Linked DNA regions of Homo sapiens: region 2 is linked to region 1. A link is an interaction called in ENCODE POLR2A ChIA-PET data of the cell type or tissue named here. Cell type or tissue: IMR-90. All regions are shown on one strand.

What was found. Peaks named below come from ENCODE experiments on the same cell type or tissue, not always from the same donor. Only the 100,000 strongest peaks of a DNase experiment are listed, where the experiment ranks them.
Region 2: POLR2A ChIA-PET joins it to region 1 with 5 read pairs; 1 of 35 experiments calls an interaction of 5 or more read pairs at or near these places.

The regions. Positions count from the first base shown.
Region 1 is chr4:94,601,664-94,605,663 of GRCh38, forward strand. All of the region lies in intron 7 of PDLIM5 (PDZ and LIM domain 5), which reads left to right. Among named protein-coding and RNA genes, the nearest start is that of PDLIM5, 150 kb to the left of the region's middle. In IMR-90, no CTCF peak of the experiment used is centred here; a DNase peak (open chromatin) is centred at 1,858; H3K27ac peaks cover 165 bases.
Region 2 is chr4:94,273,135-94,277,134 of GRCh38, forward strand. SMARCAD1 (SNF2 related chromatin remodeling ATPase with DExD box 1) reads left to right here. Exons shown (of 24, transcript NM_020159.5): 12 at 483-582; 13 at 1,604-1,663; 14 at 1,756-1,831; 15 at 3,205-3,340; 16 at 3,888-4,000. Among named protein-coding and RNA genes, the nearest start is that of SMARCAD1, 67 kb to the left of the region's middle. In IMR-90, no CTCF peak of the experiment used is centred here; a DNase peak (open chromatin) is centred at 1,997.

The sequences.
Region 1 (4,000 bases):
ATGTGCAAAGCAAGGATAACTCTACTTGCTTATTTTTAAATTCTCAAGATGCCATCTATGTAATAAAGGTAGAATTAGCAGGCTCAAGTAACATTTTCAGGCTGCTACAGAAACAAAGACTATTGAAAACCAATTAATAAATGGATAGCTTATGATTGAGAGTACCAGAAATTCCCACCTGAGGTTTAGTTGATTTAGTTTTCCAGAAGGGAGATCATAGTTACAAATGAGCAAACTCAACATATTTATTGTCAGGAAGCCAGCAGAAAATACTTATTTTTTTCACATGCCTAGCAGTTTCCTTGGCTAAAATAAATAGCTTTGCTATGCCAGTGAACCCCAAAAGGGCAGAATCTAGCTATGACTCTGATATATTCTAGTTTCTGCTTAGCAATATTATTACATAAAAGTTTGCTTTGTGGAAGTAGAATACCAAGGACAATTTATTGTCATTTTCCTCCTTTACCTTTTAATAAAACGTATATTTCAAGGTTTGTGAATTTTTCCTCTTATTGAAAACTCGTCGTGTGGGTATGTAATAAGTCACTAGTCTATTTGATCATTTTATCATATTTATATTCAGAAATAGGAAGCATTTAAAATTTTAATTGAAGATGCCATTTTTATGTTGTAAAAGAAAATGTTTGCATTATTTTTAAGATTTTTTTAAGGTTCGCCTTTGTGACAGATTTCTTCTTAGAACATAGTTTGCATATAATTCCATCAAAATCTGGATGACCCAAATTAACATTTTGAAATTTTATTACTGATAGAGAACTTTACCATCCTGCAGCCTGGTTTCTTTTTGAGACGGAGTTTCGCTCTCTCATCCAGGCTGGAATGCAATGGCAGGATCTTGGCTCACTGCAACCTCCGCCTCCCAGGTTCAAGTGATTCTCCTGCCTCAGCCTCCCGAGTAGCTGGGATTACAGGCACCCACCACCACACCCAGCTAATTTTTATATTTTTTTTAGTAGAGACGGAGTTTTGCCATGTGGGCCAGGCTGGTCTTGAACTCCTGACCTCAGGTGATCCACCTGCCTTGGCCTCCCAAAGTGCTGGGATTGCAGGTGTGAGCCACCACACCAGGCCCCTGCAGCCTGGTTTTTGTTCTCCTCATTCCACTGAAGTTATTCTAACCATGGGTGCCAGTACAGTAGCTCCACCATATACCAAAGTACTAACTTTAGTAAATTACCAAGGATAATTTTAGTACCAGGGTTGAAAGATTATTGGAAGGATTAAATATGATGATACATATTAAGCGATGAAAAAATATTTGCTTTTATTATTAACAAATGATTTACATGTAAGTTAAAAAATGAAGTAAAAGTAATAATATTATCATTAATGACCAAGAGCCTGAATCCTGGAAGAACTTAGTTTGTTCAAGACATTGTACAGGTAGTCTAATGTGACTGGAGTTCAGTGAATAAAGGGAAAATTGGTGTGGAAAGATAATTGAGAGGTTGATCATAACAGGTCATTTGGGGATTTTGTAGAGAATGTTAAGCACTTTGGGTATTATCCTAACTGCAGTAGGAATTTGTTGCAAGGTTTTAATCAAAAGAATGATTTGATAAAATGTGTTTTGTTGTTTTTTCTTAAGGCACATGGGCTATACTAAACCATGCCAGAAAACACAGGGGCTGGAAGGGGCAGGATTTGGCAAGAGAGGAAGCAAGAGAGCAGTTAGACAGTTCTTAAATCACTAGTATAAGTTAGTGCTTATCATAGTCTGGATGAGAGAGGGTGGTAGCAGAGAAATGGGGTAGATGGATGGCGTAATGAGAAAAACTTGGGACTGTAATGCCCCCCCAACCCTCCGCAAACTGGGAAAACTGGGACGTTGCCAAGAGAATGACTCAGACAAGTCCAGCTTGATGAGTAGATGAGTTTATTAGGACATACATACAGGGCACTGCTGGACAGCAGCAGTATGGCTCCAAGAGATCCACACCGCCTCCCATCTCTAGGCTGCTTTTAAGCTAATTTTCTGGCTCTTTGCCGTGTATGTGTGTGCGCACGCGCGCGTGTGTGAGTGTGCTGGGACTTTTTTCCTTGGTATATTCCCAGCCATGCCTCAGGATGTTTGCGTTCTCAGGGACCCCTGCTTCTCGGCTAGGCACCATGGCCTTAGCTAACTGCCTGGCCCTCAAGTTTCAAGCATTGAATATAACACCCTTAAGTAACCTGGTAGGGGACCCATCACACCACTGATAGATTAAAAATATAAATTTGGAAGTAGAGTCATTTGGACATGGTGAAAGATGATTTGAGACAGAGAGATATTAGAGGTATTAATAACTAAAGGGCAATTCAAAATATGGGCTACTGCTCATAGGAGACAGCTGGGCTAGATATAAATCTGGACATTAGGTGGTGTTAAAGCTACAGGACAGAGTAATGTCACTGTACTAATGATAGCAGAGTACAGAGAAATAAAGCCTAGGACAGAGAACTCTCGGGCAACAGAATAGCCAGTGAAATACTACTAAAAACAGGCAGGTAAATAGGGTTGAGGCACAAATGACAGGAAAAGAGAAGCAGTAGTCAATTGAGCCAGACACTAAGTAAAATGAGGAATGTGCACAAAAAGACAAATATTGTATGATTCCACTGATAGGAGGTATCTAATGTAGTCATCTTCGGGTCAGGCTTAGGAGGTATCTAATGTAGTCATCTTCGGGCTGGGTGTGGTGGCTCACGCCTGTAATCCCAGCACTTTGGGAGGCCAAGGCAGGCGGATCACTGGAGGTCGGGAGTTCGAGACCAGCCTGACCAACATGGAGAAACCCCGTCTCTACTAAAAACACAAAAATTAGCCAGGCGTGGTGGCACGTACCTGTAGTCCCAGCTATTCAGGAGGCTGAGGCAGGAGAATCGTTTGAACCAGGGAGGTGGAGGTTGCAGTGAGCCGGGATTGTGCCACTGTACTCCAGCCTGGGTGACAGAGTGAGGCTCCGTCTCCAAAAAAAGAATTAAAGTAGTCATCTTCATAGAAACAGTAGAATGGTGCTGGTTACCACAGGCTAGGGGGAGGGGGAAGGGGTAGTTGTTCAATGGGTATAGAGTTTCGAATATGCAAGATGAAAAACTTCTGGAGATCTCTTCCACAATAATGTGAACGTACTTCACACTACTGACTGTGCACTTGAAAATCGTTAAGATAGTAAGTTTCATGTTATGTATTTTTTACCACAGTTTTTAAAATGAGGAATGCAAATTGTCCATTGAATTTAGCCACAAGAAGGTCATCAGTGACCTTAGCAAGATGCAGTTTCATAGAGTGTTGGGGGTTGGGGTCTAGTTGAGATGGCTGAAGACTGACAGTCAAGTGAGTATAATGTTATTTCAGAGTCTGGCTGGTAAGTGGAACAGGAAAATAGAAAGTAAAGATAGTCTGTTGTTTTTAAGAGAAACTACTGCATTTTAAAAGAGGACACAAAGCATCCAGTAGAGAAGGAGAGATGGATTAATCGAGGCCACTGAGATTAAGGGAGGAGATGGAGTACACAGCATTAGAATGTTGCTCTTGGGCAGTTGTCCGGACTAGGGGATAGAAAAAGAATTCTTCTTACTGGTCCTACAGGATGGTAAGGATGGTAAATTAGTAGATGGACAACTCACACCTGATTTGCTGGACAGATTGTTCACAAGGGTCCGTAATGAACAAGTGCAGAGATGGTGCAGAAATAGACACAATGCATGAATAGCTCTTTGTTCATGTATCCTGAGAAAAGCAAGCCAAAAGGGAAAGACTTTATCTGGGAAAGAGGAAGTCTTCATAACCCTCTCTGGTGAGAAATGAAAACTCATTTAAGCAAGACAAGGCAGAAAATTTGGCTGCTGCAGATATGCTATTAATCAGAGCTTCCTCCAACCTAAAAGGAGTAAACACTGGGGAATGTCAGAATGAGAACAGATACTGATGTTTGTTCCATAGTAAATGAGGTAGTTTAAGATTTTGTCTTAAGTCAGGTTTTTAGAGTTTGGCTAA
Region 2 (4,000 bases), 330 kb before region 1:
TAAGATAAAACTATGAACATTCTTACCCAAGTCCTTTTGCCAACATAAGCGCTCATATCTCATGATTATATTCTTAAGGGTAGAATTGCTGGGATAGATTAGGCATATGTTTCCTCCATTTAGTCATGGGACATTGCCCTTAAACCATTCAGTGGATATTAAACATTCACTGTGTCTAAGCAATAACCAAAATTATATCCTTTCCATGCAATGCAAAAAGTCTTCCATATTAATGTGTATTGTATATGAACTAGCAATGAAGATCTATCCACTGCTCAGTAAAGTAAGTTATAGCATCATTTGGAGATTATAATCAATTCTGTCATTTGAGAACTAAGAACATAGTAGAAATTCCTTTAGAGTTGCATTCTGGGAAATCAAAAGTGAATACAGCACAGAATTACTGCTTTTTCTTCTGTATTTTTATGTATTTATTTTTTGTTTGTTTTAAAATGTTATATATTGTCTTTTAAACTTTTTAGGGCCTAGGAAAAACTATTCAAGCCATTGCATTTCTGGCATACCTCTATCAGGAGGGTAATAATGGTCCTCATTTGATCGTTGTTCCAGCTTCAACTATAGGTTTGTAATACTGGAGACAACTGTATTTAACTTTATCATGTTTTATATAGGTAGAAGAGAGTGTGTGTAAGGGTGTGTGTCGGAGGGGTGTTGTGGTTTCTTAGTTTGTAGAGATGAATATTAATTTTATGGTCTCTTTATACTTTTCTCCTTTGTTTATATATGTGTGTTTGATTATATTGGCAGTCTTTTAAAAAGAACTCAAATGTAAGTCAGTTTTAAAATTTTAGACCAAGGACGATTTATGTTGGTTTCATAATACTTTTAGTTACTTTTAAAAGTGACTAAGAGAAAATGAGTACTTTTAAATGTAGAATTAAACAGATACGTAATTAATTCCTACACACATAACTGTTCCATTCTTTCTCAATTCGTTGGATGTAGAAGTTAGAATAAGAGAATATTTGTACATGTGAATGTAACAAAGAAAACCCCCTTCTCTTTAAATTGGAGGTTAATAATCAACTGTAAATATAATATTTGGTCATCTGCCCTTCATTTTGATGCCTCACAAAACCTCAAGATCATTTTACATAGGTTTCATAAGGAGTAATATTGTAAAGGGTCTGTGATAAAAACAATCGCCATGGTATTTATATTTTAATTTTTAATTTTTATTTATTTTTTTTAAGACAGTCTCGCTGTGTCACCCAGGCTGGAGTGTGGTGGCTCAATCTTGGCTCACCGCAACCTCCGCCTCCCAGGTTCTCGTGCCTCAGCCTCCCGAGTAGCTGGGACTACAGGCGCCCGCCACCATGCCTGGCTAATTTTTGTATTTTTAGTGGAGATGGGGTTTCACCATGTTGGCCAGGCTGGTATCAAACTCCTGACCTCAGGTGATCCACCCGCCTCAGCTTCCCAAAGTGTTGGGATTACAGGCATGAGCCACCTTGCTGGGCCAGTATTTACTTTTTATAAAAGACTGATTTCTGAGTAGCACTTGTCAAAGTTTAGTGTTAATTTAACCATGTGAACATACCCTATTGTAGCAGATGCAAATAATGTCTCTTCTGTTCCATAGATAACTGGTTAAGGGAAGTTAATTTATGGTGCCCTACTTTGAAGGTCCTCTGTTACTATGGTAAGAATATGTCATTCTGCTTTTAACTTTGGAAATTAAAAATAAAGTACAGCACAATAAATAGTCATGTGTTTATTGTTTTTAAATTCTAGGTTCTCAAGAAGAACGTAAACAAATTAGATTTAACATTCATAGTAGATATGAAGATTACAATGTAATTGTGACCACGTAAGTATTGAGAAATTTGGGGAGGATGGATATTTATGCAGCCCCCAAATTTAAAAAAGAAATTGTAGTAGTACTATGTAGGAAAGTTTATGCTGTTAACTGTGATACGAAAGTAATAGAATGACTAATGTTGAGGATTCAGGCATTTTTTAGTTTGGTGTGTAATACCCATATAGGAGGTTTTTGTTAGTGAATCACCTCATTAATGGTGACTATAAAAAGGTTTTGCCTAGTTATTGAAAAAAGTCGTCTTGTAATAGTAATTTCTCAGTTAAGCTTAAAGTAAAATTTGAGATATCCCACCAAAATTATTTATATTTTTAACTTACAAATAAGTATCTGTAATAAATACAATGAAATTTCATTTTCTCAATGAAAAATTTGAGTTAGGGCAGAAATAAAAATGAAAAATAATACTAATAATACTACTTGGTAATAATTGATGTAAATATCTTGCACAGAACTTAATGCTCTTGTGTTACATTAGTTGATTTATTTAAAGTTCTATTTTAACTGTAGTTATTATTTCTCTCTACTGGCTTCTTGTGTAGGAGTCTGTCCTTTAAAAATTCATGCGGAATTTTATTTTTTCTTAATAAAACAGGCTCCATATGCAGTCTCAAGCTGCTAGCTATTAACTATTATTTCTTGGATCTAATCTGCTAGTTTAATAAAATATTAAGTTTTAAAGAGAAACATGTTTTAGCTTCACGTTCTTTTTTGTGCTTATTAAAATATAACACTTCATGGAGCAGATTACTTACAAGTTATACCCAAATTGACCTCCTCCTGGGTATGTAGAAGTTGTCCGATTGTAACATTAACATTTTCTTTTTTTTTTTTTTTTTTGAGACGGAGTCTCACTCTGTCCCCCAGGCTAGAGTGCAGTGGCGCGATCTCAGCTTACTGCAACCTCTTGCCTCCCGGGTTCACGCCATTCTCCTGCCTCAGCCTCCTGAATAGCTGGGACTACAGGCGCCCACCACCACACCCGGCTAATTTTTTATATTTTTAGTAGAGACAGGGTTTCACCGTGTTAGCCAGGATGGTCTCGATCTTCTGACCTCGTGATCCGCCCGCCTCGGCCTCCAAAAGTGCTGGGATTACAGGTGTGAGCCACCGCTCCCAGCCTTTTAACATTTTCTTTCAATTATGTATTGCAGCTTTCATAGCTTGGTTACAGTGTACATCAATAATTATTAAATACAAGTACGTCAGTATTTATTTGAGTATCACCCGTGTCTAGTGCTGTGCTTTAAGTACTGGCTGTTAGAAATGTGTAAATAAAAAATGATTTTATAAGACATTAAATTTCACTAGACTCCAAGCTCTTAAAGGTATAACCTTAGAGATGTTTTTTCTTTTGGTGACAGATATAACTGTGCGATCAGCAGTTCTGATGACCGTAGTCTGTTTCGACGGCTGAAACTTAATTACGCAATTTTTGATGAGGGCCATATGCTGAAGAATATGGGCTCCATTCGCTACCAGCACCTTATGACAATTAATGTAAGAGAATGTTTGTAAAGTTTTCCAAATTACTGTAAAATTTAGATTACGTAATTTAATATATGTAGTATTTATTAGCAGAATCTGTATTATGTAGTTTAATATATGTAGTATTCTGTGTTAGCAAGTTTTTTCTGTAAAAGGGAAGATAGTAAATATTTCACACTTTATGGACTAGATGGCCTCTGTCACGTATTCTTTGATTTTGTTTTTTAACAACCCTTTAAAAAATTATTAGGTCATAAGCCATAATTTACCTGTTCTATATGTTAAACTATTTATAAATAATCTTTCATCATCTCATAAAGGTGATACGAGGACACAAGTTACCTACTTATAAAAGAAGACCAATGGTTTTCGTATTCATTGCTGTTGATAATAGCGGACGTCAATTATTTAAATTACTATATCATTTATCACAGAATGTTAAATTATTAATAATGGTTTTAATTTATCTCTCCTCCCTTCACCTTTCACTGGGGAGGATAGACATGAAAGGAGTGGCTCTTTAAGAAAAAGCTAATATAAATTTTACCTTCATTCACAGGCAAATAACCGTTTGCTGCTCACAGGCACACCTGTACAGAACAATCTGTTAGAACTCATGTCGCTGTTGAATTTTGTTATGCCACACATGTTTAGTAGTAGCACCAGTGAAAT